Linked DNA regions of Homo sapiens: region 1 is linked to region 2. Evidence: chromatin loops called from intact Hi-C (ENCODE). Cell type or tissue: pancreas. All regions are shown on one strand. Each heading gives the region's core, and the rest is flanking DNA. Links, peaks and the distances in the headings are about the cores only. Region 1 overlaps KIAA1614. Region 2 overlaps XPR1 (xenotropic and polytropic retrovirus receptor 1).

Evidence for each region. Peaks named below come from ENCODE experiments on the same cell type or tissue, not always from the same donor. Only the 100,000 strongest peaks of a DNase experiment are listed, where the experiment ranks them.
Region 1: it touches region 2 in a loop (2.7-fold over the local background); 5 of 110 quality-filtered maps call a loop at or near these places.

What each region holds. Positions count from the first base shown.
Region 1 is chr1:180,920,298-180,936,477 of GRCh38, reverse strand. KIAA1614 reads right to left here. Exons shown (of 9, transcript NM_020950.2): 4 at 7,905-8,048; 5 at 1-1,363. Among named protein-coding and RNA genes, the nearest start is that of KIAA1614, 15 kb to the right of the region's middle. RefSeq lists an enhancer at 12,520-13,401. In pancreas, for the core only: no CTCF peak of the experiment used is centred there; DNase peaks (open chromatin) are centred at 9,687 and 10,787.
Region 2 is chr1:180,865,745-180,881,924 of GRCh38, reverse strand. XPR1 (xenotropic and polytropic retrovirus receptor 1) reads right to left here. Exons shown (of 15, transcript NM_004736.4): 13 at 7,983-8,122; 14 at 1,628-1,849. LOC124904464 (a long non-coding RNA gene) reads left to right here and starts at 9,041. Exons shown (of 2, transcript XR_007066760.1): 1 at 9,041-9,179. In pancreas, for the core only: no CTCF peak of the experiment used is centred there; no DNase peak of the experiment used is centred there.

The sequences.
Region 1 (16,180 bases), core at 8,580-11,079, 52 kb before region 2:
CTCACAGGTCCTGAGAACCGCGCTTCTTGAAGGAGGCCGAGGGATACCCACAGGCTCTGTCTGGTCACCCAGCCTGAGCAGTCCAGCCAGGGCTGCCTTCCTGTGAGACACTGGCGAGGTGGTTTTCCTCGAAGGGGGAGGGGTTGGCGCCCAGCCTTCAGGACACAAGGAAGCTGTTGGCTGCCAGGCTTGGTGTGGGGCAGAAGGCTCTGCATGGCTCTGTTGCAGGGAGGAAGGAGAGACAATTTCCAGGGACTCGTGGCTTTCTGTAACCTGGGCCTGGCCTCCTGGCCCCGATGATTCAGGCGTCATGGGGGCGGTGGTGGCATAGGCTGTCCTGCATGGAGTCCGGGAATCCAAAGGGTGAGGCTGGTGACTTCCCAGCCCTGGTCCAGGCTGCCACTGGGGTCCCAGGGACACCCGCTTCAACTCCAGGTCAGGAGGCTTGGCATCTTCTCTCAAAAATAGAGTTCCTTCAGGCGTGTGTCCTCTGCCCTCTTTCACCTCATTTTCCACCTCCACATCATCAGCCCTAGGCAGGTGTTGCTGGGCCTGAAGGCCCCAAGGGAGCTCCGCCTCAGCCTTCTTGGACCACCTGTGGCCTCGAGGCCTGGAGCCCCGCAGTCGCAGTCGCGGGCTGCTGCCTTGGGTCCGCCCACACGCCCAGCCAGCCTGAGAGGTCCCCGCCTCCTCACTGTCGGTCCTGCAGTTGTCAGAGTTGTCTGTGCTGTCCAGGGCAGAGTCCACCTCCGCAGGGCACACGGTGTCTCCGATGTGTGTTTCCCGGATCCATTCCATGTGGAGCCGGGGCTCTGCAGGAAGGAGCCGGAGTGGGGAGCTCAGGCCACCCAGCACCCTCTCCATCCCACAGGCAGCCTGGAGCTCCTGGAGGGTCCTGGGGACGGGGGGCGCCTTCCCCTGGGCGGGGCGCGGGTCGTCGATGCAGCTGCCGCAGGCCTGGCACCTCCTCTCGCTGCCCGGTGCCGGCGGTGCCGGGTGTCCCCTGCGGTCCAGGCTGCCCACAAGCCTGTGGAATGTCCCCTGCCCCGCGTCCCGGAGCCGGGGAGCCCCGTTGATGTAGTCGGCGAGGTCGGGCTTGGAGCGCAGGGGGCCCTGGTCCGCGGCCTGCAACACGGTGCTCAGCACCTGGCGCTGGCGCTGCTGCAGCCGCTCCAGGTGACGGAACTCGGCTTCGCGGGCGGACTCATCCTCAAAGCGCACGTGCGACGGCGAGGGGCCCCGCCTCGGCCTGTGCCCACCGCTGGACTCTCCGCTGGAGGAATCGCTCGTGTGCCCGTTCTGGAGGCTGTCTCTGCAGGCAGGGGTCGTCCTGGGGTCCCGGGCTGGGCTTCTGTGGCCATCTCTGATGAAGAGACAGGAGGAGAGAGGTCAAGGGCAGAAACCTGGGGAGGTATGGACACGCATCGGCCCTACCCTCTCCACCCTGGGCTACAGTCTCCCACCGTGCTCTGTGGCAACCGCAACCCACAAGGTTACTCCAGAGAGGATTTCTGGGGGCGTCTCGGCAAACCAGAGTAGCTTGCCAGCCCATTCTGATCCTGAGACAGCGCTAAACAAAACCAAGGCCACCTTCCGTGCTTTTGGCTTTCCCTCTCTTGCATGGCTCAGCCTGAGTTAAGATGAAACACTATTGAATGGGAAGATGCTGAAGTCCTCACAAGTGTGTGTTGCTGGGGTGGTGCGGCGTCTGTGTGTGTGTGTCTGTTAGGGAGAGGAAGTGAGCCTGACCACCATGTATTTTTGGTAGTGATTGTGGAAATATGTATTTGCTGTAATGCTGTCACGGGAACAGGATATTTTAAGTTTCCACTTAAAGGAGAGGCTGTGTGAGAACTGAAGTCAGAGATTCTTTTTTTTGTTTGTTTTAGTGGCAGGATCTCTCTATGATGCCCAGGCTGGAGTGCAGTGACATGATCTCGGTTCACTACAGCCTCGATCTCTGGGGCTCAAGTGATCCTCCCACCTCAGCTTCCCAAGTAGCTGGGACCACAGGTGTGCTTCACCATATCTGGCTTATTTTGGTTATTTTTTGTATAGATGAGGTCTCACTATGTTGGCCAGGCTGGTCTCAAACTCCTGGGCGCAAGTGATCCTCCCACCTCGGCCTCCCAAAGTTCTGGTATTACAGGTGTGCACCACTGCGCCCAGCCTGAAGTCAGGGTTTCTTTTTCTTTTCTTTTCTTTTCTTTTTTTTTTTTTTTTTTGAGACGGAGTTTTACTCTTGTTGTCCAGGCTGGAGTGCAATGGCGTGATCTCAGGACCGCAACCTCCGCCTCCCAGGTTCAAGCGATTCTCCTGCCTCAGCCTCCCGAGTAGCTGGGATTATAGGCATGCGCCACCACGCCCGACTAATTTTGTATTTTTAGTAGAGACGGGGTTTCTCCATGTTGGTCAGGCTGGTCTTGAACTCCCGACCTCAGGTGATCTGCCTGCCTCGACCTCCCAAAGTGCTGGGATTACAGGCGTGAGCCACCGCACCCGGCCTTAAAGTCAGGGTTTCTAAGCAATTGCTCCCGAAGTTTCCACACAGGGTTCCACATCACCTTGCTTATGCATAATTCAGACAAGGCAACAGTGATGTTTCTCCTTGGCCCCTGAGTCTTGACTGTTCCAACCCCCACTCCAGGCACTGTCCCTCCCCAGCCCTCACACACACTCTCGTCCTGCTTTTGCTGGGGATGGCACTGCTGTGCTGGGGAGTCTGTCCATCTGTCATCCACTTTGGCTCTGGGAGACACTGTGGCGAATAGTCAAGTCCTGCTCAGTTCCGGAAGACACCTGTACACATCTCACACCAGGGCCACCTGGAGCCAGGTAACCCGAGTTTCAGGCCACTATGCAAATGGACCCAGGTCCACAGGCCGTTTTCTATCAGAAGGCACCCAAGAAAGGACCATAGTTCTCCCTTTCTTTTCCTGGTAGTGGCCTCCCCACCAATCCACTGCTAAGTGTTGGGATTCCATCTCTTGTTTCTTTCATTTATCACTTCTTTATCACTCACACTGGACCCCTGCAGTGGCCTCTTATCCAGCCTCTCCACTGCCTCCTGTCTGTAGGTCCAACTGATGCACAGCCTTTATCACACCAACCCAGAAGAGGGCACAGGGTCAAGTGCATACACTTTGGAGGGAAAATGCAGGCTCCCCACATTCCTTCCTGCTTCCTCTTACACTCCCAGGCCTTCAGGGCCTCCAGGCCTCCTTCCCTGACCTCATGCAACCCTCCTGCCTCATTTCCTGGATCTTTCTTCTTAGCCTAGTAGCATTTGACTTCTATTTATTAGATGCTGAATGCTCACTGGAATGCAAAAGGCAATGGACAATGGGGGCTCCACACCTGCTCCTACCCCTGACTCCAGTCATTTCCCCCCATAAGCACTGCTCCAGAACGAAATTTTTTTTAAAAAGAACTCCTGCTGGCCAGGCGCAGTGGCTCACGCCTGTGATCCTAGCACTTTGAAGGCCAAGGTGGTCGGATTGCCTGAGCTCAGGAGTTGAAGACCAGCCTGGGCAACACGATGAAACCCTGTCTCTACTAAAAATAGAAAAAATTAGCCGGGAGTGGTGATGCGTGCCTGTAGTCCCAGCTACTTGGGAGGCTGAGGCATGAGAATTGCTTGAACCCAGGAGGCAGAGGTTGTGGTGAGCCAAGATCGTGCTGCTACACTCCATACTGAGTGCTGCTACACTCCATACAGAGCAAGACCCTGTCTCGAAAAAAACAAACAAACAAAAACAAAACCAAAAAAAACATACACAAACTCCTCCTAAGCAAGTAGATCTGCCTGCTTTGAGATTTCAGCAGATCCTGTGCTTAAAAAGGCTGCTCTGGGGAACACTGAAGAGGTGTCGGTCAGCCTGTTTTCTGGAACTCACATTCAGCCAGGGCTACTCATTCATCAGGCACAACAGCCGCTATGCCAAGGACGCACAATATGGACAGGGGCCCAGGAAAATGTTGTAATTTCTTTTAAAATCAGAAGAAAATAAACTTTTGGGTCAAAGAAAAGATTTTAATGTAGAATGACATATTTATCTTTCAACCAGCATGGTCATGAAATATATATTTTTTAATTTTTTTTTATGGAGAAAGAGGCCCACGAAGGCAAAAGTGCCTAGGGCCCCCGAAAGTCATATTGCAGCCCTGCTTTCAGAGAGGGATTTGTAGCCGAGAGATGTAGGCTACTGAGCAGGACACCCCGCTGCTGAAGACGGTGCAGGATCTCACTACTCATCTCAATATGGTCGTCGGGAGGCCCCTCTGATATTAATAACTATGGTGGTGATGATTTTCTTTTGGGGATTGTAAAGCACTGGGACTCTGAGCCCCAGAGAACCCACACGAGGATTCTGGGCCCTACCTGTACTTGTATCTAGGTCAGCTGTGGGGTCCCTGTTCCTGTGGAGCTCATGGTGAGCTCTTCAGAAGCATGCTTCCCTCCCCATAGCCCCCAAAAAGAAGACTCCATCCGGAGAAACAGCCTAGCCCACTGCACAGAAAGGACGCCCTCCCAGCCCAGCCGACCCAATGCAGGCAAAGGCCCACAGGGAGATTCTGCACACAGCTTCACACAACGACCCCTCCACAGGCCCCAAAAGCTAGTGCCCTGTCCGCTGGCAGGATGTGGGCTGTAATTTCTAGGGAGGAAAAGAGCCTAGCTTTAAAGGCAGTGCGGTCCTAATCTAACAAGGGAGCCCAGGTCCCATGAGCCACATCAGTGGTCTTAACTTTCACACACAGGGTGGTGAATTGAGCAATCCTGGAATTCACTGCAGAGGCAGACATTTTTGTTCTAAAAAGAGAAATTGAGGAGCGCTTAATCACATAAGGTGCTTTCAGCCCAATTATTCAAACCCAGAAAGCCCCACTAGCAGTGTCAGCAACTGTGCATAAAGGCAGGATGAAGATTTTGGAGACAAGTGCAGGACGAATGAGGCAGCTAAGCGTTGAGCAAATCCCACACCTGCCAAGTTCTCAAGGTGATGCTCCACAGAAGCTCCAGTAGTCACTCCTCTAGGGGAGGATCCCGCTGCAGTCCTGGAGACATATGGCTTCACAGGGACCCCTTTCCAGAGTCCCACTTTCCATAGCATTGCTCCCCTAACCACACAATCAATGTGATGTACACAAGCTCTGCAGTCTCAACACAGCCACTCTCTCTGACCCAGGACAGTACCACTTACAGTGTCACCCTCCCAGCCCTGCCTCTTGCTGACATGTCCTGTCCTCCTGCCATCAGTAACACCAATCTAGGCATGTCTATCCCCAAAATGGCAAAATCTTGTGCTTCCAGGAGCTGCTCCATTTCTGTATTAATTTGTTTCCAGAAAAATGCAGCTGCTGCTACCTCTTCACCTCCTGGAGTCCCTGTCTGTTCAGGCTTGCCCCAGCTGCCTCTAGCCAGACCTAGGATAAAGAAGGCCCTCTGAGACTGCTCTGCCTGCCCCTCCTCTTCCATCACCTTTCACCAAGCTGCTCTTTAGAAGTGATGCATCTGGGCTGGGGATGGGGCCTCCTGCATCTAACTGAGGCCTGGGGCCTGTGTGCCATTGCCATGTTAACTCAGCATGGCCCTCCAGGGTGATTTGACGGAGCGTAACCTTTAGAAGCATCTGCAGCAAGCCATCTGGCGTTGATTTTTCAGCTATACCCTCTGAGGATTCGCCAGCGCTGCCAAGTCACAGTAATTCTTTTCTGGACACAGCAGCTGCTAAAGTGGGTCACCTTGCAATTCTATAGCATTTCTATGGCCTGGAGACAGCCTGCAAAAGGGAGCCTACGTTAAAGTTAGTGATTGGGGTTGTTGTGAGCTGCTAGAGTGACATGAGGAAGAAGTGTCCAAGAGGACCTTTACACAATGCAATCTGTTTTGCAGATAGTCTTGACTATTTTGAGGCTATCCGACCTAACCTAAATGCCTCTACAAAGTAGAACAGGAGAGTTGCTTGGAAGTCTAAGATTTCTCACCATATATTTATATACGTGAAGAAGAATAGTTAGGATGCCCTGAAGAAGTCATGCCCATTCCTTTTTTTTTTGAGATGGAGTTTTGCTCTGTCGCCCAGGCTGGAGTGCAGTGGTGTGATCTCGGCTCGCTGCAACCTCCGCCTCCCGGGTTCAAGTGATTCTCCTGCCTCAGCCTCCCAAGTAGCTGGGACTACAGGTGCCCGCCACCACGCCCAGCTAATTTTTTGTATCTTTAGTAGAGACGGGGTTTCACCATGTTAGCCAGGATGGTCTTGATCTCCTGACCTCATTATCCGCCCGCCTCAGCCTCCCAAAGTGGTGGGATTACAGGCGTGAGCCACGGTGCCCAGCCCACCATGCCCATTCCTAACAAGTGCCCTCCATCTAGAGAGAGAGGCAAGGCCCAAAATGTGGAAATACAAGGGCAGTCTGTTTGGCACCCCTTGCCAGGATTTATGGTCTTCTGAGCCCCTCTCCTAAGGGTCACAATGACCTCTGCTCATGAAGGAGTCGTCTCAGTGGTTCCATGAAGGTCCTTAGCCTTTAATGAGCAGTTCGGCACCCTCCATCAAAGAGCATGTGGTCCAGTTCCACCAAGATCCCTGTTCCCTAAGAACCCCTGCTCCCTCCACTGCCACGTGGTGATTCAAACAGGCTGATGCAGCAGGCCCACCATGCCAGTGAAGCCACAGGCTTTGCTAGCTGCAGAAGTGGTCTTGCTTGGGCCTGGTGAGACCTGGCATAGCCTGGTGGCCTCATCTCAGGCCCAGGTGCATGACTGGAAGACAGCTCTGTGTGGTGGTGAAGTCCACATGTAAGTGATTCTTCAAAGTGCACCATCGGCGGAACAGGCAGGAAGATGGGGATGCAGTGTGTTGCTCAGGGGGCAGTCATGTGTGTGATGTGCTGGTCTGAATGTCCTTGACCTTGTTGTTTTCCTACCTTACCACGGCTGTAGCATTATGAAATCAGGGATGACATCCAAATCTTCAGTTCTGATCTCTCCTCCTCTAAAGATCCTGTATCCAACTGCCTGGTGGGCATTTCCAGTGGATGTTCTGGGACCACCTCCCCCTCCAATGCCTGACCCTGCACTGAGGCCTCACCCCTCGGCTGAGGCCCCACCAAACACACAGACACCGAGTCAGAACCCTGGGCTCATTCCAGATGCCTCCCTTCTCACACCTCCCACACCCCTGCAACAAAATAAGGAGTCATTAGAGCTCACAGTCCTGCAGCACTCACTGCATGGCGGGCGCTGTTCTAAACTTGACACGTATTAGCTCACATAGCTCCACAGCAACCCTGTAAGACAGGCACTGTTACAGTTCCCATTTTGTGGGTGAGGAAACTGAGGCACACAGACTTCTGCAGAGGCACCCAGCTAAGTGCCAGAACCAGAAGTCAAGCCCGCATGGTCTGGCTGTAGGTGTTGCGCTCCTCTGTCGCCTCACTAAGCCTGCTTGCCAGTGCCTATCTTGCACTGCTTGCCAGTGCATATCTATACTTCCGTCAAGCCTCAGCTAAGAAGTCACCTTCTCTCAAGAGCCTCACCTGTCCTTTCCAGGTGGAGTTAACAGTTTCCAGTTCAGCACACACACTTTTCCTCTCTCACACCACAGTCCACATAATTGAATATCTGTTTGCTTCTCTCCCTGGAGACTGTGACCTCCATCCCCCCAGGGATCCAGATCATGTTTCATTCATCTTTGTATCTCAGTGCCTGACTGTAGGCCCTCAGGAAAGGTGTGTTGACTGACTAAATAATCAAAGCAAGAGCCTTATATGGAAAACACACAGACACACACACACATGGAGCGAGCAGCAGCAGCATTTGGCTAGATCCCACTTCTTCCCACTGCTGACTCTTCCCTGCTATGGCCCTCCCAGGCTAGCCTGGCCCAGGTCCCACTCACCGGCTGCCCTGGGTAATGGTGGGCACGATGTCATGGCTGGCACGGAGGGGCCGGGTCCTGGCCTTCATGCGGGCACGCTGCAGCAGATGCGTGGCTTCCTCATGCCTGGGGCTCAGCACAGGCTCCGGGTTGGGACCAACGGTCCTGCAGCGTGGCACACAGGCCAGGGTGGTGGGGGAGGGATTAGAGGAAAATAACGCAGATTAGGAGGGCTTTAGCAGTGTCAAGCACTGGCTGTGCCAGAAAAAGCCCTGCATGTGCAGCCTTCCTCCTCTAGCACCCACGCACAGGGAACCCAGCCTGGGGGCCTGGGGCCTGGGGCCTGGGGCTGGGAAATGGCCCTGCGTGGCTCTGGATGGGGGCTGGGGAGCTGGCCCGGCCTTGGACATCTGCTCAGGCACTGGAGGCAGAGACCTCAAGAGGATCTAGAAAGGGTAGGAGAGTCTCCAGATTATTCTATTGTTCCTTCCCCAGGCAGACAGCAGGAGCTATCTGGGAGGAGGAGGGAGAAAGGGCCCGGGGTTGTTGGGCTGGGCCTGTGCCCAGACAGATGGTCTCTCCACGCATCACCTCTCTCTCCTTCTGTCTCTCTGCACCCACACACAGCACCACACTAGTACCCACTGCAGATGCAAAGAATCAGGGCTCTGTCCAGCATAGATTGGGCCCTTTGGGGGAATGGCATTTTTATAAATCCTGGTGTTTTCTTGCCTTAGTCCCAATCCAAAACCATCAGGCACCAGCTCAGGGCTCACAGGCTCAGGGCTGAGAGAAATTAAGCTGGACCCAAACCAAGCCAGCAAGTGGTTCGACTTTCATAATAATAAGGGTCCTCCACCAGCCCCCACCCCCTACCAGATGTGCTGCCTCCCTGGCCAGTCCAGAGTGGCAGAAAATGACAGCAGTCCGTTTTCAAAGCTGTCTCTCAGCCAGTGACATACAGCCCGCGCTGGGTTACAGCTATAACAGCAACCCACAATCTCCCACTGACAAGACGTTGTTCTCCACGGAGCTTGCTCTCCCCAGCCAGGCTGGCCGAGGGCAGGTGTTCTCTCCACTTGACAGATGAGGGTGTCCAGAGCAGAGAAGAACGCTGGCACATTGTTCAAGGTCGAACGTCAATTGCAAGCGGAGCAGAGCACACGACAGCCAGCCCACTGTCTCCAGCATCGTTCCGCACCCTCTGTCCTCTCCTGCCTTGGGTCTCAGGGCAGGCAGAGGATGTTTGTGGCTGGGGGCAGATGCGCTCTTTGGGGTAACTTCATCATCCCCACTGGCTGCCCCTGTCCTCGCCGTCACATATGCTGGGCTGTCCTCAACAGTGAGGGTCCACAGGGCTCCAGCAGGTCCTGATCTCAGACCTGCAGCCCCTCACCATGGTCCTGACTGGGGGAAGGGACCAGGCAGTTTCCTGGGTGACAGAGATGTGAGTGGAAATGGCACAGCTCTGAGGCCTCCAAGGAAGGCTTCCTTGGACATCCTTGGACAAACTCTGGGCAGACTATGATTTCTTTTCTTGTTTCCTTTTCTTTTTCTTCTCACTATTTGCATCCAACCCTGTTTTGGGGCTGCTGGGGAGCAGGAGGAGACTGCTAGAAGAAAGGCACCATCTGTGCCTGTGAACCCTGGCAGGGCCCAGGCATGGCTTTGGAACAAGGAGGGCTTTACTGGAGTGATGGGAAAGCGAATCTCCAGGCCCGCTGCCCCGTGAAGCCTCCTTTGGCAGGAGAGGCCTCCCTCTGCACAGCTTCCCCAGCAGACAGCTCCTCCAAGGCGGCTGAGAGCAGCTGTGCTCCCTGGGGCTCCTGCCCTGACAGCAGAGATAATGAGGTTACCAGCCCGGAGAGGCGCCCCTGCAGCCGTGGGCCTCTGGCTGCCAGCCCGCACACTCGGAGCCTTCCGGTGACAGCTGTGGTTCCACGGCTGTCAGAGGGCATTTGTCACAAGACCTGGTGGGCAGGCAGGAGGGCCCCCAGGCAACTGGCCAGATGCTGCCAGGATCAGCCTTGCCCCCAGGTTTTAAAGCCATTTTCCAGCTTTGCTATTTCCTTTCTGCTCCCTCCTCTTGGAGCTGTTACTTTTTTTTTTTTTTTTTTTTTCTCATCAGCTGTCTTGCTTCAGTTCCTGGCAGACAAAGCTGGTTCTCCACTGATTAGAAAAGCAGGGCTTTTTAGGCGCCTAGAGGCATCCATGCAGTACCACACTGAGCATGGAGGAGTGGCAGTCACCTTCACAGACTGCAGCCAAGGTCAACGTGCACCCTGGTGAAGCGAGGGCCTGACCAGCCCTGTGGAGGGAAGGTGGTCTTTCTCTGAGGCAGGGAACAAGCAGGCAAAATGGGGTGGGTGCTGAGTCTGTCCCATCTCACTGCCCACCTCCCAGCTCCCAGAGTTGCTCTGGAAAATTCCTAGAAGGGTTGGGGTGGTCAGTGCCATGGCCAGGCAGAGGCAATTCCTGCCTAAGAAGAGACGGCTTTTTGCCACTGTCTTGAAAGTCTGCACTTCTGGAGCTCATTAGCTCAGAGGGTGGAGCATAGGAATAAAGTGGCTGAGTGCTTTTCCTCCCTGGGCCTCAGTTTCCCCATCTGCAAGCAGTGGGGGCTGGAGAGGGGAGAGGACTCACAGTGCTACCCTGTGAGCCCAGATCTTTGGCCACATAGTCTGATATGCCATAAGGTGGGGTGTGGGATTTCGAGGTCCCCCCTTGGGGGAGTTCCCACCACAGATGTTTGGCCCTGACCGAGTGGCAGAGCCTATAAAGAGCTCATTGTTGGGGAAAACTAGAGTTCCACTAGAGTATGCTGGCCCTTCCCCCACCCCTCCAGCCACCTGTGTCCTCGACTGGTTCACAAGGACAAAGGGCAGCGTGTGGTCCCCTCCTGCTCTGGGCACTCCCGTCTCGGCCAGTTTCCTGGTGGAGGGACAGGCTTAGCTAAGGCTTTGCTCTCCCTCCAGCCAGCTGGGGCAGGAGAACCACCATTGCTCTCCTAGCCAAGGAGGTCAAGGGGACAGAGTGGCCTTCTTCTGCAGCCATCATAATCCTGGATTAAAATAATAAGCTCAGCGAGTCTGTGTTTAACCCTTTCAACTCAGGTACATGGATGGGGAAATAACTGGGAATGTAGAGGGATCTGCCGCTTCCCAGATTCCAGGATGCACCCAGTAGAGGGAGAATATGGAGTGTACAGAACATAGAGAAACTTTTCTGCTTAGCATTTGTTCCATGTTTGCGTATTTGAAAGCTTTCTGATGACCACGGATAGAGCTCTCCTACTGTGATTCTGTGTGCAATTTTCTGAATGAGGGGAAGTGGAAAAGGTGCACCTGGAACTGATTCTGGGTCATGTGCTCCATGAGGGCAGGGACCTAGTCTCAGACTGTCATGCTTGCTTGCACAGGTCCCTTCTTCCCAGGTCTGCAGGACATGGACAGGACACAGCCTAGAGTGGCGGGGAAGTGTGTGGCTTGGGGGCAGCCTGCCTGGGGTTCTAATCCCTGGACAGCCACTTCCTAGCTGTGTCACCCTGGCAGGTTACTTAGGAGTTGAGCCTCAGTTTCCCTATCTGCTAAATAAGGGCTCAGTTGTTAAGATAAGTGAGAGTGACTCCTTTAAAAGAGATTAGCACAGAGCTGGGCACTTGGTAAGAGTCCACAAATGTTAGCATTTATTATTATTATTATTATTATTTTATCATTAGCACCATTGTTTTGTTAAATTACTCTCACCCCCTTACTAAGCAAAGGATGGAATCCCCGAATATGTACTAAAGTCACCTGTGATGAGATCACTTTGTCGTCAGCAAGGGGAAGGCATGTTTGAAATGACAAACACCATCTTGTAGCTGGAGGGGACCTGGTGGCTTTGCTCTGGACTTTGAAAAGCCCTTGACAGGGCTCCATAGAAAAGGTGGCTTCCATAGGATAGAAAACAGGAGGTGGCCAATTGGTCATGGAGGAAAGCTGACTCCCAGACAGTCAATAGGCCCTCCTGTCAATGGAGAAGGAGGAGTGGGAGTCCTTAGGAATGGCAGCTGGGAGAACCCACCTCCTTCAACACCTTCAAAAGGATCTGTGTGGAGGCCTGCAGTGCACGCCTAAGATGCTGACTTCTGAGGAGAGCAGAGCCACCCTGCCCCTGCCTTCCTGAAGATGAACAGATTCCCTGCTGAGCCCCAGAAGGAGGCTTTGGGCTGCCCCTTTGGTGAGAACCTCTTGGCCTCAGGTGTGGGACCTGGGTGGCCACAGAGGAGGCAGGTGTCCGAGATGCCCTCCGATGGGGGACCAGTGGCCTGTTCAACTCTGGCAGGCAGAGGAGAGGGCTTCCTTTCCTAGAATTTCAGACTGGCTCCCACCAGATGAATTGCCTTGGGTAAATTGACTTTCTCAAGCTCCTTGATTGGTAAAGATTGGGACCATCATGAGATTTTCATGTGTGGTGTGTATATGGGCATGGCAATGACGCAGCATGGGACAGGGTATCTGGAGGATCCAGGTGGCACTGGGTTTGTGATAGGGCTTCCTTCTCCACCCAGGGTGAGACACTGGGAGCGTGTTAAGTATCCTAAAACACTGTTGAGTGGTTACATTTAATTTTTTCTTTTGCTTTAGTCTCGGTGGGGCTGGGAGTGGTAAGGGGGCTTTCCTTTGTGCGTGTATATCAGTGGGGCAGGATGGGAGCTGGGGGTTGGTAAGGACAGGCAGGGGCTCAGGCATTCTTCCGTTCTTGGTTACACCCGTGCCCTGGGGTGTTCTCAGCCACCTCTACAGCCCTGGGCATGCTGGGGTGGTGCTGGGATGGTGGGAGTGTCTCTTCTCCCGCACTCAGCCGGGACTCCCCATGCCTCCTTGCTGAGCCCTTACTCACACTCTTTACGACGTGCCTCTGCCAGACATTTCTGAGAGCCTTTCCCTGCACACACTTGCAGGCACTGGGGCCCGGAGACAAGAACAGCACAGTTCTTGCCCCAGGAGCTCAGGGAGGAGATACACCAGTGCCAGCTATGGCTGCAGCCGGTGCAGGGCACAATAAGAGCAAAAGTGGCCAGTTCCATGTGAAATTGCACTGGATCACACCCAGTGGCCAGCTCGCAGGGGAGCTCTGTGCTTCTGTGATCTAATAAATACGGATTTGGTCCCCACTCCTGGCACCTGGCACACAGCTCCTAAACCCTTGGAATCTCAGGAATGAGCAGAGTGTCTTTTGTATGGTAATGAGACGGCTGGTGGCTGAGAGTCCCTAGATAGCTTCAGGATGTGGGCTGGTCACCAGAAACACCAATCATTTTGAGGGTTGGAACATTAAGCCCCACCTCCTAACCTCCGTCAGGGGAGAGGGGCTGAAGTTTGAGCTGACTCGCAGTGGCCAATGATGTAATCAATCATGCCTACATAATGAGGCCTCCACAAACACCCAAAGGACTGGCAGGACAGCTTCAGGACAGCTGGGCTTGTGAAGGTTTCTGGGGGGTGGTGCCCCATCTCCCATACCTTGCCCCATGCCTCTCCTCACATGGCTGTTCGTGTCTTTTATAACATTCTTCATAAGAAATGGGTAAATGCAAGTAAAGTGTTTCCTTGCGTTCTGTGAGCCGTCCTATAAAATTAAACCCAAGGAAGGAACAGTGGGAACCCCGATTTATAGCTGGTTGGTCCGAAGTGCAGGTCACAACCTGGGACTTGCAATTGGCATCTGAAGTGGGCGCAGTCTTGTGGAACTGAGCCCTCAACCTGTGGGGCCCGATCCTATCTGCAGGTAGACAGTGTCAGAACTGAGTGGAATCACAGGGCAGCCAGCTGGGGTCTGCCAGAGAATTGCTTGGCGGGTGGGAAACATCTGCACACGCTCTGGTGGCTTGAGGTGAAGTGCTCTGTGCTGTGTTGAGTGTGTGAAAGTAGGAAAAACATTTTGGTTTTTTCCTATCTCAGTTTCCAAAAATGCTAATTAACATATTAAGCTTTAAAAGCCTGAGATTTTTCTCACAGCTGAGGGCCTGACCACTTGAACCACAGGCCAAGCCCCTGAAATTCTTTAGGGCTGCCTGTCTTTAACTTAGAGTCTAGAAACTGCTTGAGGGGAGGGAGTTTTTACCCCCCAAGGAATCCCAGCAGGGGCCTGAAGATCGGGACCCGCCCTCCCCTTCCCCTCGCCTGTGTGAAGTGTTTTGGTCCTCGATCACTCACAGGGATTTCCTGAAGGGTGTGTACACCAGGGACTGGGCTTGTGGATCCCCACAGGGGCACGACTCCATCACAGCGATGAGGGGAAAATAAACAACCTAGGATGTTCCCTGCGCTTCCCTCATCACTACAGCACACATAAAACAAAACCGAGACCTTCTCTGCTCCCTTCTCCCTGTAACTAAAGCCCCTGCAGACACACTCAGCACCTGGGGCCTCCCAAATCACACATACAGAGAAGGTCCTGATTTGCACCAGGGTGTGCCTGGGCCATGCAGAAGCACCGCCTCTATGGAGACGGCCGAGGAGGCCGAGGGCCTCGGGCTGGCCGCCCTGGCGCGGGCTCCTGAGCCTCCGAAGTGGATTTGGTGTGGGGTCTGGAGCCAGCGTTGCCCTGATTGCTGTGCTCCTCACTGTCACACCCTTTCACTTGCGCTAGGTTACCGGGATCCTAAGGCAATCTGCGTTCCCAGTATGTCTCTCAGAGGCTCAAGGAAGGGAAGGGGCCAGAGCTGGTACAGAGAGAGCCTGAGCGCGGCCCCCTATTTCAATGTCCTCCCACTTCTCTCTTATGAGTCCTTCCAGGCACAGATCCCTTTTGCCCTCTGTGAGGCCCAACGTCTCACCTCATCCTCTCCCCCAAAATCCAAACCCCATTTCCTGAATCATCCTAATAGTGACCTAGGAGAAAAATAAGCGTATCCCATGGAGTCCATCACCTGCCCTTCTTTGCCCACACCTGAGAACAGAGCAGGCTGGGAGGGGAAGGAGACCCCCAGATCCCTAGCCCAAGGGGTGGCCTGTGGGGGCAGGGACAGGGTGGCTTGTGGCAGTGCTGCACGATGGCAAGAGCGCAGCCCTTGGGGCCGGCAGCCCTGAGTGCAAAACCTGGCTCCAATACTTGGCAGCTAGAGGACCTGGGCAAGTCCCTTAACTCCCCCCGCCACAGAGGTCTCTCTCTCAGTGAAACAGGAACAATAAATACTGTCAGGCCTCTGAGCCCAAGCTAAGCCATCGTATCCCCTGTGACCTGCACCTTTATGTCCAGTTGGCCTGAAGCAAGTGAAGAATCACAAAAGAAGTGAAAATGGCCGGTTCCTATCTTACCTGATGACATTACCTTGTGAAATTCCTTCTTCTGGCTCAAAATCTCCTCCACTGAGCACCTTGTGACCCCCCGCCCCTGCCCGTAAGAGAAAAACCCCCTTCGATTGTAATTTTCCTCTACCCACCCAAATCCTATAAAACGGCCCCACCCCTATCTCCCTTCACTGACTCTCTTTTTGGACTCAGCCCTTCTGCACCCAGGTGAAATAAACAGACTTGTTGCTCACACAAAGCCTGTTTGGTGGTCTTTTCACACGGACGTGCGTGAAAAATACAATTTGTTATTAGGATAAAATGGGAAAGAAGGAACAGCACTTAGCATAGCTCTTGCCACATAATAAGAGCTCAAAAATGGCAGCTGCTGGCATGGGCTTTTGCCTACCACTAGGAGGCTCCAGTCCTCTGCAACTGAGCCTTCTCTTGCCCCTCATTAAGTGGGGGACAACCCTGGGGTTGGGGGCCGGGGGTCTCCTCCGCATCTGACCCTTAGCCTTTAAGGTCCTGGGTCGTTGCCTCCCAGGCTGACTCCTGGTGACTGCCCCACACAAGCCAGGCCAGCCCCAGCCCGCCCCCAGCCCGCCCCCAGCCTGCCTGCTGTGTTGAGCTCTGCTGTCACCATCATGTCATGAGCTACTCGTCCCATTGCCTGCAGAGCAGTAACCATTACGGACACCATCAGATGCATGCTAGGTTAACTTGGTTGTAATGGTTATTTGATTGCAACACTTGACTGAATGTGAAGCAGCACCTTAAACCCTCAGAAGATCCAAGGGGCTCATGACCTCATGAGTGAGGTCCTGCGCTTTCCTCCTGCCAGAGCACGTCCTGACTGATGTCCTGGGGCCCCCTTCGGGGTGGCCATCAAATGGTCTGCCACAGCCTCAGCATTCTCTCCCCAAAGTCCTAAGCCCCTTAGAACAGACACTAAGCCCCAGGACCCTGGCTTCGAGTGGCACTCCCGGGGCATAGAGCCGAGGGAAGCATGCCTTACTC
Region 2 (16,180 bases), core at 5,672-8,171:
TTGATGCTCTTCCTATTACCTCCCTGACTATTCCTACCTCTTTTGTTTATTTTCTTTTTTTCTCTTGTCTGTGTTTGTTCCCTGGCTACTATGGTTGAGCCAGGGATTAAGACTCAGTTCCCTGCTCTCTGCTTTTCTCTGCCTTCTTCAGAGAACTTCCAAATCTCTATTTAAAGTTCAGCAGGTTCTACTCTACTCCTCTATATCCAATGAGTTACTGATACTACCTCCTGTTTCTTACTTCCTTCAAAACATCTCCTTATGTTCCTTCTGGTCCAACAGTAAGCATCCTGATCTGAATTTTCACTGCCCCATACATTGAAGTACTGCATAGCTTTTCATCTGGCTTTCTGGCCTTCAGTTTTTCCCTTGCCTAATATATCTTACACAGTGCTATTAAAACTTCCTAGGATACTACTTTCACAATGTCATTCTTCTACAGAAAAATTCTCTGTGACTCGTGGCTGGGTGCGGTGGCTCATGCCTGTAATGCCAGCACTTTGGGAGGCCAATGCGGGCGGATCACGAGGTCAGGAGATCGAGACCATCCTGGCTAACATGGTGAAACCCCATCTCTACCAAAAACACAAAAAATTAGCTGCGTGTGGTAGCGGACGCCTGTAGTCCCAGCTACTCGGGAGGCTGAGGCAGGAGAATGGCGTGAACCCAGGAGGTGCAGCTTGCAGTGAGTGGAGATTGCACCACTGCACTCCAGCCTGGGCAACAGAGCGAGACTCCATCTCAAAAAAAAAAAATTATCTGTGACTCATTCCTGCCTACAAGATCAAGTTTGCATTTTCAGCCTTTTACAATCATACTTCATCTATTCAGCAAAATTATTCTTACTATAATTCTAGTCACATGGTTTTTCTTTCTGCACTTCATTTCTACCTTTATGTTCTTTACTGTGTCTCTAGTCTATTCACTCCCTTATCCTTTAGAAAACCGTTCATCCTCAACCTAAGCCTCCTTCATTCCAATCTACTGTGCTATCTATTGTCTCTAAATTTCATATGCAGTCACCATATACTGTACATTTATGGTAACTTTTAGCAACATACGTAGTCAATGACTGATAAAAATATTGTTGTAGGTATTTAATAAGAAGATAAAAATAGTAATAGTTTATTCTTAGTAGGCTCTTTCTGTGAGGGAACTGGTCCAAGTTCTATGTAATAATGAATATAATCCACTTAACCTCCCTATAAGCAAGAACCATATTAATTTCAATTTACAGATGGGGGCAGAAAACAGAAATTAAGTCATTTGGTCAAGGCATAGATGGCAGGATTCCTAAAGTTTATAACATAAAAATTATTTGCATACACAACACACAGAAGAGTCAAGTATTAATAAATCACTCTCCAACAACCTTTTCCTCCAGACAGTGGATCTTTAGTGCCAAATTACTAGGTTATGCACTGATGACATTTACTCTATGTGCTCATTTAGACAGTCATAGGTTGTATCATATGGAATTGCTGCTTATTACTGTTTTTTTGTAGGTGAAAAATGGCTGAGTATTGGCAATTTCATTTGGTTCAACCTGATAGCTTTTTAGCTTACATGCTACCCAATGCTAAAACTCAAAGGAAATATGCCTCACAGAAGTAGAAGCCATACATACTGAGAAGCGAGGCGAGGCCGGCGCAGGGATATGCTCTGGTTGTACTTCCATGACCGATTCTTCTGGCGGTTTCGTACCCCATCATCCTGGTCCATCATCTGTTCTAGGAGAGTCTGATCATCTGCGTTCAGGGGGGCCACAGAGATGTCCCGCACAGCACGGAATTCACCACAGTTATTCAGATGTTCATTCTCCAGGCGGAAGAAGTTCCACACAAATCGCCTTAGCAAAATGGGGTAGATCAAAGTACTTATGAAATTGTAACATACTTCTGCTACCTGTAAACCTCCCAGTGTATCAAGTTTCCACTCATGGAAACAAAAACAAAGAATTAAGGGCTTGAATATTAAAATAGGGAAAGATGGTGTTGCGGGGAGGTGGTGGTGGGGGGGTAAGGGAAACAAGACTAGACTATGAAAAAGGGAGGGACTTATGCAATGCAGTTTTAGAGTGCTCATTCTTTCAACTTATTTGACAAATATTTACTGAATGTCTGCCATAAGGCAGTAAAGGCACAGAATGACTCAAAGCCTTTTTGCCCTTATGGGGTGTAATTTCTAGTGGTGGAGACAGACAATGAGCAAGTAAACAATCAATCGGCTAATGATAACTACTGTGAAGAAAATAAAGCAGGACAAGGGAATAGAGTATGCCATCATTAAGACTGGTTAGGGAAAGCTTCTTTGAAGACATGGCAGCTATTGAAAACCTGACTGATACAAAGAAGCAAGTCATGTAAAAATCCTGGAGGAAAGCATCCCAGGCAGAGGAAAATGGCAAGTATAAAAAGGCAAGTTGGAAACAACAGCAAGGTCAGTGGGGGCTAAGAATAAGTGAGGTTAAAATAGCAGGAGATAATGATGGAGGGGTGGAAGAGGGCCCACCCACAGAGGGCCTTATAACCCATAGTTTAAATTTTAGGTCTAATGGAGAACAATGAGAGAACAACAGGAGAATGAAGTGATTTGTTTGAAAAAGGTCCTGCTGAATGGTGAAGAGATCAAAGGGAGACAAGAACAGCTGAAGACAGACCAATTAGAAGGGCTGTTGCAGCAGTCCAGAAAAGAGATGATGGTGACTTAAAGGTGGTAATAACAGAAGTGATGAGAAGCAGACAGACAAAGGATTTATTTATAAAGATGGAGCTGACAGGACTTACTGACATGCGATGTGAGTCGTCTTAGGGTTTTTGGTCTAAGGGAAAGGTGACACCATTTACTAAGATCAGAGATGCAGGGCTGTTCCTGTTAGGTTAGAGCTAATCATTAGATATGGGAGAATTCAGTAGAGAGGTGGACGAGAGTCTGCAGTTCAAGGGAAAGTTTATGGCTGGAGATAGCATAAAGACAGTATTTCACATAATAGGTTTAGGAATAATACAACTAGAGGAGACAAGAGGGCAGAAGATTAAATCCTGGAACACTCTAACACTTAAAAGTTTGGGGGGAGGAGGAAGAACCAGTAAAGGAGTGGACAAGGAATAGCTAGTGAGACAGGAGACTGTAGTTTCTGAGAAGTCAAGTGAAGAAAGTGCTTTGCTGGGAAGTAAAGTAAGGTAAATAAGTACAGAGAACTGACAAGGGGATTTAGCAAAATGGGCAGTACGATCTAAAAGCACAGGCTCTGGGAGACTGTCTAGATTCAAATCATGGCTCTACCACTTGCTAGCTGTAATGACCTTGGATGAGTTACTTAACCTATGCTTCAGTGTCATCAGTAAAAGACATGATAACAGCACCTACTTCCTAAGATTGTTGTGAGGATTTAATAAAGGTAAAAGGCTTAGAACGCTGTCAGCTACATAGTAGGCACTACAATATTATTATTATAGATTATTAACAAAAGTGGTTTAGTTTGAGTATTGGGAATACATACTTGAATGAAAAAGAGAATGGGAGAGAAGTGAGAGTGGAGACAGCAAGTGCAGACGCCTCTTGAAGAGTTTTGCTATAAAGGACAGCAGAAAGATGGGCAGTAGTTGGAGAGAGAAAGCTGATCTAAAGATGGTTTTTTTGTTTGTTTTAAATGGGATAGAACATTTGATTTAGTTAGTAAGCAAATGATTTTAAAAAGAAAATCGTCATGAGGTATTTTTCTTTTTTTACTAGAATTTCTTTTAAAAAATTGATGAAGTAGCACACATGAAAGAGAAAGAAGTGGGTGGGGGAAGGTGGCAGCAGCGATGGGGAGTTCAGGTGCCAGGCCGAGGCATTCAGGAAGGTGAGGAAGGGAAGGAGCACTGGTCTGGAGAGAGCTCTGATGGCAGGTGGATTCCAGAGTCATGCTTTCTCTCTCAGGTTTATCTTCCGTTTCCAGCTTCTGTCTTATTTTAACAGGCAGTGTTTGTCGATCTTGACTTAGACGAATGTTATACACCTATCTGAAAATATCTTTATATCGTCTTATTTGTGAAAGATATCTACACTGGGCAGAGTCTAGGTAAGCAGTTATTTTCTTTCAGCACATTAAAGATTTCATTTTAATAATTTCTGACTTTCACTGTTGCTGTTGAAAGTTAGTCCTTCTTTCTCTTGGCTAATTTGCCTTTTTTTTTTAAGATAAGCATTTCAACAGAAGTATATCACACATAAAGTATGCAAATAAAAAATGTACAGCTTAATTATCATAAAGGGACTCACTGTGTAATTACCATCCAGAAATATGAAATACATTACCATACACTGAAAACCACCTTTAGGGTTCTTTCCTATGTTAACTTCCAGAGAGTTCATTGATTTACTCTTCATACTTAGTTCTACAATCCACCTGGAATTGATTTCACACACAGTATACAGTAGGAGCTGGGAACCATTTTTTTCCATATGGATATCCAGTTGACTCAATATCATTTATTAAAGGCCCTCTTTTTCCACTGTTATGTAGCCACCTTTGTCATAAATCAAGAAGTATCAAGGTATGCACGAGTGGATTTCTTTCTGTACTCCCTATTCTGTTCCAGTGGATTGTCTATCCTTTCACCAACACCATATACTGTCTTACTCACTGTAACTATATAATCAATTTTGATATCTGACAGTATAAGTCTTTTAACTTTGTTCTTTTCAGGATAGTCTTGGCCATTCTTGACCTTTCATATTCCCATATAAATTACAGAACTGGCTTGTCGATTTTCTCACGTCTACACAGCTTTAATTAAACCTATTCCTAGGTATATATCTGATATATTCTGATGCTATTCAAAATGATATGGTTTTTAAAATGTTCTTTTTCTAGTTGTTATGACTGTTTTTAAAAATGACTGATTTATATTATGTTGACCATGTATTCAGAACTGTGACATTAGATCTAATTATTTGTAAACTATTTTGAATTTTCTGTGTAACTGTCATCAGTGAATAATTATAGTTTTATTTTTTCCTTTCCAATTATGATAGTTCTTTTTCCTCATTGCGCTAGCTATACTTTGATGATATTAAATAAAAGTGGGAACAGCAGACACACTTGTCTCATTCCTGATTTCAAGGGAAAGTTTATAGTGTTTCACTGTTAAATATGTTCTTGATTGTGTTTTTGTAGAAAACATTTTTTTCATGAACAGGTATTGACTTTTATCAATGGCCTTTTCTACAAATATAGAGGTTCTTTTTCCCCCTTTATTCTGTTAATATAAGTGAGACAGGTTTCTTTCTTTTTTTTTTTTTGAGACAGGGTCTCCCTCTGTTGCCCAGGCTGCAGTACAGTGGTGCAATCTTGGCTCACTGCAACCTCTTCCTCCTGGGTTCAAGCAATTCTCCCAACTCAGCCTCCTGAGTAGCTGGGACTACAGGCATGCGCCACTACTCCCGGCTAATTTTTCTATTTTTAGTAGAGATGGGGTTTCACCATGTTGGCCAGGCTGGTCTTGAACTCCTGACCTCAAATGATCCACTCACCTCAGCCTCCCAAAGTGCTGGGATTACAGGTGTGAACCACCGTGCCTGGCCCTGATTGATTTTTGAATGTTAAATCTTACATTCCTAGAACGAACCTAACTTGTATTACCCTTTTTATATATTGTTGAATTCATATGCTAATATTTCATTCAGGATTTTTACAACTGTGTACATGAGACAGATTAGTTTTTATTAAAATGTCATTGTAGGCTTATATATCAAAGTTATGCTGGCTGCAGAGAACAAACTAGAAAGTGTTTCCTTTTATGCTCTTTTTTTTTCTGGAAGAGTTTTGTATAAAATTGGTTAATATTTCTTCCTCAAATATTTGAAAGAATTCCTGGGCCTGGCGTTTTCTTTGTGCAAAGTATTTTAACATGAATTTAATTTCTTTAATACAGATTTTCTATTTCTTCTTTATTGGTTTTGGCACACTGCTTTTTCAGTAATTTGTCCATTCATCTAAATTTTTAAATTTATTGATATAAAGTTGCTCATAAGATAGTCTTACTCTTTAAATAAATGTCTTTAGGTTTTTTGATATTCATAATTTGTACTTCCTTTTCTTTTTTGCTTTATCAGTCTTAAGTACTTTATCAACAGTATTTGGCATTTTAAGGAAATTAAGTTTGGCTTTATCATTAATAATTTTCTGTATTGTGTGTTTGTTTTCTGTTCCATTAATTTACGTTCTTTATATTTACTTCTACTTTCTTTTGGGATTTGCTGTTTTTTAAATCTTTCTTATTTCCTGAGCTATATACTTTTCTGATATATACATGTAAAGTTACACATTTCCTTGTAAGCATGGCCCTAGCTGCATTTTACATTTTTCTCTTTTATCACATTTTCAATTACATTCTGTTCAAAAAAAAATTTTTTTTTTTTTTTTTTTTGAGACGGAGTCTTGCTCTGTCACCCAGGCTGGAGTGCAGTGGCATGATCTTGACTCACTGCAACCTCTGCCTCCCAGGCTCAAGTGACCCTTACACCTCAGCCTCCTGAGTACCTGGGACTACAGGCGCGCACCACCATGCCCAGCTAATTTTTGTATTTTTTGTAGAGATGTGTTTTGCCATGTTGCCCAGGCCAGTGTCAAACCCCTGAGTTCAAGTGATCTGCCCACTTTGGCCTTCCAAAATGCTGGGATTACAGGCATAAACCATCATGCCTGGCTACTCAAAATATTTTAAAATTTGCATTACAATTTTGACCTGGGGTTATCAGACATGTACTGCTTAATTTCTAAACATTTGGGACTTTTGAGTTATCTTTTTGTGATTATAATCCCTGCAATTTGTTGAGACTTCCTTTATGGCACAGTGTAAGGTTAATTTTGGTAAATGTTCTACATGTATTTAAAAGAATATGTATTTAGTAGTTGGATGCAGTTCTCTACGTATGTCATTCAGGTTTAATTAATTAACTGACCCGTTATTTATCTATCACTGAAGGAAATATGTTAAAATCTGAAATTGTAAATTTACTTGTAGCAACGCCAGCTTTTGCTTTACAAAATTTTAAGGCATTTTATTAGGTGCATACAAATTTTAATTGGCAGTCACAAGTGAATTTCAAAGTCTACAGATTTGGCAAATTTCTATAGTGCAAAGGTAGTGTTAGTGCTCTGTTTATCTTGGGGCTCCTGTTTTCATTTAGATTTTGGATTATCTTGTCTGATTTTTTTTTAGAATATTTAAACACTTTTTTTTTTGAGACGGAGTTTTGCTCTTGTTGCCCAGGTTGGAGTGCAACAGTGCAGTCTTGGCTCACTGCAACCTCTGCCTCCTGGATTCAAGCGATTCTCCTGCCTCAGCCTCCCGAGTAGCTGGGATTACAGGTGCCCACCACCATGCCCAGCTAATTTTTGTATTTTTAGCAGAGACAGCGTTTCACCATGTTGGCCAGGTTGGTCTTGAACTCCTGACCTCAGGTGATCCACCGGCCTCGGCCTCCCAAAGTGTTGGGATTACAGGAGTGAGCCAGTGCACCTGGCCAGATTTAAACACATTTTATCTAGCATTTTTATTGTTTTCAGTGAGAAGGCTGGGCTGAATAACTCAGACTGCCAAATTGCAAAAAATGATTGATTTCTGTTTTAAGCCATTTTACCTCCCAATTTCCACTTATCCTTTCAATGGAACCCCGTTCTAAAGAAGCTTTTAAGTCATCATCAATGGTTATTTTAACTTTGTAAGAATTAACCTCTGGGCCGGGCACAGTAGCTCACGCCTGTAATCCCAGCACTTTGGGAGGCCGAGGTGGGTGGATCAACTGAGGTCAAGAGTTCGAGATCAGCCTGGCCAACATGGTTTTCCAATTCTAAGGCTGAGGAGAAATTTGAGAAAAGTTGGAAAATTAAAGGTTTTCAAGTACAAGTTATAATAAATTCTAATTTGTAAGTATTGGGTGTCTTTTAGGTTAAAAAGAATCTTTAATAAACTTTTCAGTAGTTTGCTTACCGGAAAACCTCAAGTGGGGCAAAGACAGTAGCAATGATGTCCCCAGAATGAGGCAACAAAGTTGTAGAGGTAATCGAGATTTGGATAGTCCAAGCAAAGCGCAGAATCACATCCTCTATTATGGCACAGTAGTAGTAGGCCTGAGAAATAATAAAGAAATTGAGTATGTTTTCTATCACATTTCTCATAAATAGGCATACCAATGAGCATATGTCCTACAAACAAGACTCACACATGTCCTACGAATAAGCACAGGCTCAAGAGGAAAGTTGTACTTTATTTTGCAGGGAAGTACACATTATATTTTAGAATGATTTCTACCAATTTAGTTTTTTCTTAAATGGTATAATATCCAGTATGAAGTATTACTGAATTTGAGTAATCATTAACAAATATATTTCACTGCCATACTGTATACCAGGCTTTCTTCTAGGGCCCAGAAATATAAGCTGGTTAAGATCCTTGATTGATTGAGATTACATTCTAACAGGTACAGTAGACTTAATAGCTAATATCAGAAAAGATTAGCAGATTTATTCACTGTGTTATTTGTACTTTTATTCTCCATTTGCCTTACCCTGTATTTGAAGAAAGTTTTGCCTTGCTTTTTGATGTGAATGAAATTAAGCTTGGATTTCACAACCGTGGTTGAATTTAAGAAATGTTCTATTTTTACATGGGGAAGACGGTGCTCAAGTAATACTTGCAGGTACTAGCACCCAGGATTTAGGAGTCCAGTCCAGTTTTAGCTACACAAAAGTCTTAAGTACACAAATTGCCAATAGAGCAGAACTATATAATTCATAGATTTGCTCATTATTAATCTCAAGGAAATCAGCTCTTTAAATATATGTATTTAATGAATGTGAAATTTTTGGGAAGGGGAACTACTATGTATTAAGCCATAATATTTATTTTACTTAAAAAATTTTTAAACAAAGTAATACTAGTCATTGTGAGAATGCTATTCTAAAAAAAAAAAAAGTCCCCTGGCCACCTTCTCTTTCCATCCCTAGAGACCGAACATTTTCAAAATTTGTAGCTACTTCTTCTACTTAGCCTCCATGTATTAAACTAATATGTGTAATAAGAATAATCCGGGGGAGGAGCCAAGATGGCCGAATAGGAACAGCTCCGGTCTACAGCTCCCAGCGTGAGCGACGCAGAAGACGGGTGATTTCTGCATTTCCATCTGAGGTACCGGGTTCATCTCACTAGGGAGTGCCAGACAGTGGGCGCAGGCCAGTGTGTGTGCGCACCGTGCGCGAGCCGAAGCAGGGCGAGGCATTGCCTCACCTGGGAAGCGCAAGGGGTCAGGGAGTTCCCTTTCCGAGTCAAAGAAAGGGGTGACGGACGCACCTGGAAAATCGGGTCACTCCCACCCGAATATTGCGCTTTTCAGACCGGCTTAAGAAACGGCGCACCACGAGACTATATCCCACACCTGGCTCAGAGGGTCCTACGCCCACGGAATCTCGCTGATTGCTAGCACAGCAGTCTGAGATCAAACGGCAAGGCGGCAACGAGGCTGGGGGAGGGGCGCCCGCCATTGCCCAGGCTTGCTTAGGCAAACAAAGCAGCTGGGAAGCTCGAACTGGGTGGAGCCCACCACAGCTCAAGGAGGCCTGCCTGCCTCTGTAGGCTCCACCTCTGGGGGCAGGGCACAGACAAACAAAAAGACAGCAGTAACCTCTGCAGACTTAAGTGTCCCTGTCTGACAGCTTTGAAGAGAGCAGTGGTTCTCCCAGCACGCAGCTGGAGATCTGAGAACGGGCAGACTGCCTCCTCAAGTGGGTCCCTGACCCCTGACCCCCGAGCAGCCTAACTGGGAGGCACCCCCCAGCAGGGGCACACTGACACCTCACACAGCAGGGTATTCCAACAGACCTGCAGCTGAGGGTCCTGTCTGTTAGAAGGAAAACTAACAACCAGAAAGGACATCTACACCGAAAACCCATCTGTACATCACCATCATCAAAGACCAAAAGTAGATAAAACCACAAAGATGGGGAAAAAACAGAACAGAAAAACTGGAAACTCTAAAACGCAGAGCGCCTCTCCTCCTCCAAAGGAACGCAGTTCCTCACCAGCAACAGAACAAAGCTGGATGGAGAATGATTTTGACGAGCTGAGAGAAGAAGGCTTCAGACGATCAAATTACTCTGAGCTACGGGAGGACATTCAAACCAAAGGCAAAGAAGTTGAAAACTTTGAAAAAAATTTAGAAGAATGTATAACTAGAATAACCAATACAGAGAAGTGCTTAAAGGAGCTGATGGAGCTGAAAACCAAGGCTCGAGAACTACGTGAAGAATGCAGAAGCCTCAGGAGCCGATGTGATCAACTGGAAGAAAGGGTATCAGCGATGGAAGATGAAATGAATGAAATGAAGCGAGAAGGGAAGTTTAGAGAAAAAAGAATAAAAAGAAATGAGCAAAGCCTCCAAGAAATATGGGACTATGTGAAAAGACCAAATCTACGTCTGATTGGTGTACCTGAAAGTGATGTGGAGAATGGAACCAAGTTGGAAAACACTCTGCAGGATATTATCCAGGAGAACTTCCCCAATCTAGCAAGGCAGGCCAACGTTCAGATTCAGGAAATACAGAGAACGCCACAAAGATACTCCTCGAGAAGAGCAACTCCAAGACACATAATTGTCAGATTCACCAAAGTTGAAATGAAGGAAAAAATGTTAAGGGCAGCCAGAGAGAAAGGTCGGGTTACCCTCAAAGGAAAGCCCATCAGACTAACAGCGGATCTCTCGGCAGAAACCCTACAAGCCAGAAGAGAGTGGGGGCCAATATTCAACATTCTTAAAGAAAAGAATTTTCAACCCAGAATTTCATATCCAGCCAAACTAAGCTTCATAAGTGAAGGAGAAATAAAATACTTTATAGACAAGCAAATGCTGAGAGATTTTGTCACCACCAGGCCTGCCCTAAAAGAGCTCCTGAAGGAAGCGCTAAACATGGAAAGGAACAACCGGTACCAGCCGCTGCAAAATCATGCCAAAATGTAAAGACCATCGAGACTAGGAAGAAACTGCATCAACTAATGAGCAAAATCACCAGCTAACATCATAATGACAGGATCAAATTCACACATAACAATATTAACTTTAAATGTAAATGGACTAAATTCTGCAATTAAAAGACACAGACTGGCAAGTTGGATAAAGAGTCAAGACCCATCAGTGTGCTGTATTCAGGAAACCCATCTCACGTGCAGAGACACACATAGGCTCAAAATAAAAGGATGGAGGAAGATCTACCAAGCCAATGGAAAACAAAAAAAGGCAGGGGTTGCAATCCTAGTCTCTGATAAAACAGACTTTAAACCAACAAAGATCAAAAGAGACAAAGAAGGCCATTACATAATGGTAAAGGGATCAATTCAACAAGAAGAGCTAACTATCCTAAATATTTATGCACCCAATACAGGAGCACCCAGATTCATAAAGCAAGTCCTCAGTGACCTACAAAGAGACTTAGACTCCCACACATTAATAATGGGAGACTTTAACACCCCACTGTCAACATTAGACAGATCAACGAGACAGAAAGTCAACAAGGATACCCAGGAATTGAACTCAGCTCTGCACCAAGCAGACCTAATAGACATCTACAGAACTCTCCACCCCAAATCAACAGAGTATACATTTTTTTCAGCACCACACCACACCTATTCCAAAATTGACCACATAGTTGGAAGTAAAGCTCTCCTCAGCAAATGTAAAAGAACAGAAATTATAACAAACTATCTCTCAGACCACAGTGCAATCAAACTAGAACTCAGGATTAAGAATCTCACTCAAAGCCGCTCAACTCCATGGAAACTGAACAACCTGCTCCTGAATGACTACTGGGTACATAACGAAATGAAGGCAGAAATAAAGATGTTCTTTGAAACCAACGAGAACAAAGACACCACATACCAGAATCTCTGGGACGCATTCAAAGCAGCGTGTAGAGGGAAATTTATAGCACTAAATGCCTACAAGAGAAAGCAGGAAAGATCCAAAATTGACACCCTAACATCACAATTAAAAGAACTAGAAAAGCAAGAGCAAACACATTCAAAAGCTAGCAGAAGGCAAGAAATAACTAAAATCAGAGCAGAACTGAAGGAAATAGAGACACAAAAAACCCTTCAAAAAATCAATGAATCCAGGAGCTGGTTTTTTGAAAGGATCAACAAAATTGATAGACCGCTAGCAAGACTAATAAAGAAAAAAAGAGAGAAGAATCAAATAGACACAATAAAAAATGATAAAGGGGATATCACCACCGATCCCACAGAAATACAAACTACCATCAGAGAATACTACAAACACCTCTACGCAAATAAACTAGAAAATCTAGAAGAAATGGATACATTCCTCGACACATACTCTCTCCCAAGACTAAACCAGGAAGAAGTTGAATCTCTGAATAGACCAATAACAGGCTCTGAAATTGTGGCAATAATCAATAGTTTACCAACCAAAAAGAGTCCAGGACCAGATGGATTCACAGCCGAATTCTACCAGAGGTACAAGGAGGAGCTGGTACCATTCCTTCTGAAACTATTCCAATCAATAGAAAAAGAGGGAATCCTCCCTAACTCATTTTATGAGGCCAGCATCATTCTGATACCAAAGCCGGGCAGAGACACAACCAAAAAAGAGAATTTTAGACCAATATCCTTGATGAACATTGATGCAAAAATCCTCAATAAAATACTGGCCAACCGAATCCAGCAGCACATCAAAAAGCTTATCCACCATGATCAAGTGGGCTTCATCCCTGGGATGCAAGGCTGGTTCAATATACGCAAATCAATAAATGTAATCCAGCATATAAACAGAGCCAAAGACAAAAACCACATGATTATCTCAATAGATGCAGAAAAAGCCTTTGACAAAATTCAACAACCCTTCATGCTAAAAACTCTCAATAAATTAGGTATTGATGGGACGTATTTCAAAATAATAAGAGCTATCTATGACAAACCCACAGCCAATATCATACTGAATGGGCAAAAACTGGAAGCATTCCCTTTGAAAACTGGCACAAGACAGGGATGCCCTCTCTCACCGCTCCTATTCAACATAGTGTTGGAAGTTCTGGCCAGGGCAATCAGGCAGGAGAAGGAAATAAAGGGTATTCAATTAGGAAAAGAGGAAGTCAAATTGTCCCTGTTTGCAGACGACATGATTGTTTATCTAGAAAACCCCATCGTCTCAGCCCAAAATCTCCTTAAGCTGATAAGCAACTTCAGCAAAGTCTCAGGATACAAAATCAATGTGCAAAAATCACAAGCATTCTTACACACCAACAACAGACAAACAGAGAGCCAAATCATGAGTGAACTCCCATTCACAATTGCTTCAAAGAGAATAAAATACCTAGGAATCCAACTTACAAGGGATGTGAAGGACATCTTCAAGGAGAACTACAAACCACTGCTCAAGGAAATAAAAGAGGACACAAACAAATGGAAGAACATTCCATGCTCATGGGTAGGAAGAATCAATATCGTGAAAATGGCCATACTGCCCAAGGTAATTTACAGATTCAATGCCATCCCCATCAAGCTACCAATGACTTTCTTCACAGAATTGGAAAAAACTACTTTAAAGTTCATATGGAACCAAAAAAGAGCCCGCATCGCCAAGTCAATCCTAAGCCAAAAGAACAAAGCTGGAGGCATCACACTACCTGACTTCAAACTATACTACAAGGCTACAGTAACCAAAACAGCATGGTACTGGTACCAAAACAGAGATATAGATCAATGGAACAGAACAGAGCCCTCAGAAATAATGCCACATATCTACAACTATCTGATCTTTGACAAACCTGAGAAAAACAAGCAATGGGGAAAGGATTCCCTATTTAATAAATGGTGCTGGGAAAACTGGCTAGCCATATGTAGAAAGCTGAAACTGGATCCCTTCCTTACACCTTATACAAAAATCAATTCAAGATGGATTAAAGATTTAAACGTTAGACCTAAAACCATAAAAACCCTAGAAGAAAACCTAGGCATTACCATTCAGGACATAGGCGTGGGCAAGGACTTCATGTCCAAAACACCAAAAGTAATGGCAACAAAAGCCAAAATTGACAAATGGGATCTAATTAAACTCAAGAGCTTCTGCACAGCAAAAGAAACTACCATCAGAGTGAACAGGCAACCTACAACATGGGAGAAAATTTTCGCAACCTACTCATCTGACAAAGGGCTAATATCCAGAATCTACAATGAACTCAAACAAATTTACAAGAAAAAAACAAACAACCCCATCAAAAAGTGGGCGAAGGACATGAACAGACACTTCTCAAAAGAAGACATTTATGCAGCCAAAAAACACATGAAGAAATGCTCATCATCACTGGCCATCAGAGAAATGCAAATCAAAACCACTATGAGATATCATCTCACACCAGTTAGAATGGCAATCATTAAAAACTCAGGAAACAACAGGTGCTGGAGAGGATGTGGAGAAATAGGAACACTTTTACACTGTTGGTGGGACTGTAAACTAGTTCAACCATTGTGGAAGTCAGTGTGGCGATTCCTCAGGGATCTAGAACTAGAAATACCATTTGACCCAGCCATCCCATTACTGGGTATATACCCAAAGGATTATAAATCATGCTGCTCTAAAGACACATGCACACGTATGTTTATTGCGGCACTATTCACAATAGCAAAGACTTGGAACCAACCCAAATGTCCAACAATGATAGACTGGATTAAGAAAATGTGGCACATATACACCATGGAATACTATGCAGCCATAAAAAATGATGAGTTCATGTCCTTTGTAGGGACATGGATGAAATTGGAAACCATCATTCTCAGTAAACTATCGCAAGAACAAAAAACCAAACACCGCATATTCTCACTCATAGGTGGGAATGGAACAATGAGATCACATGGACACAGGAAGGGGAATATCACACTCTGGGGACTGTGGTGGGGTCGGGGGAGGGGGGAGGGATAGCATTGGGAGATATACCTAATGCTAGATGACACGTTAGTGGGTGCAGCGCACCAGCATGGCACATGTATACATATGTAACTAACCTGCACAATGTGCACATGTACCCTAAAACTTAGAGTATAATAAAAAAAAAAAAATTAAAAAAAAAAAATAAACTAATATGTGTATAGTGTTATATCTTGATTACTCAATTTTAGATATTATTCACTGACTGATGATTATGATAAATTTAATGAGGATTATTATGAGGATTTTAACACATTCACATGGCTCACTGTTCCCTCTCCTTCCTCGCAATATAGTGATAATGCAATTTTTGGGTAAATCCACATTCACTTTATTATTAGGCTTAACTGAAGAACTGCAATTTCATGTGCCTTTCAGAGTCAGTCTTAAGCTATTCACCATGACCAATGTGGAAACTGGTGTCACCAAAAATGTGGAAGTCTTTCAGGAGGAATACACTTATCTTTGAGGTCAAGAGACACAGAAAAATTAAGTGTGAATATAAAGATGACAAAAATTGTTCCTGGACCTGGGATGTGGTGCTTAATATTATGCATTCCTAAGAACTGATTTTAAGAACTGTTAATCCCTAAGAACTGATTTTAAGGTTCATATACCTGTGTTCTAAATTTTTAATGAAGCTCCACTGGATTCCACACTTTTCAAGCTGGATGAATTTTATTCCAACTATCTGCCTTTTGTTTTAGTTTTTTGTTTTTGTTTTTTTTTTTAAGACAGGGTCTTGCTCCATCGCCCAGGCTGGAGTACAGTGGCATGAACATAGCCCACTGCAGTCTTGAACTCCAGGGCTCAAGTGATCCTCCTGCCTCAGCATCCCGAGTAGCTGGGGCTACAGGCGTGTGCCACCATATCCAGTTATTTTTATTTCATTTTATTTTAGTAGAGTCAGTGTCTCACACTATGATGCCTAGGCTGGTCTGGAACTCAAGCAATTCTTCTGTCCTGGCCTCCCAAAGTGCTGGGATTACAGGTGTGAGCCACCACGTCTGGCCAGTATTTTTTAAAATTAAAGGAATGTGGTGATCCAGCAGAACATCTTTCTTATAAGTTTGCAAATTATAATGTAGGAAAGTATTTATTTTGTTTTTTAGAGTCATGAAAATATGTAACAGCAAAGAAACTAAGTGAAAAATTATATTCACTAATTTTATTACCTAGAAATCACTATGTTAGAACT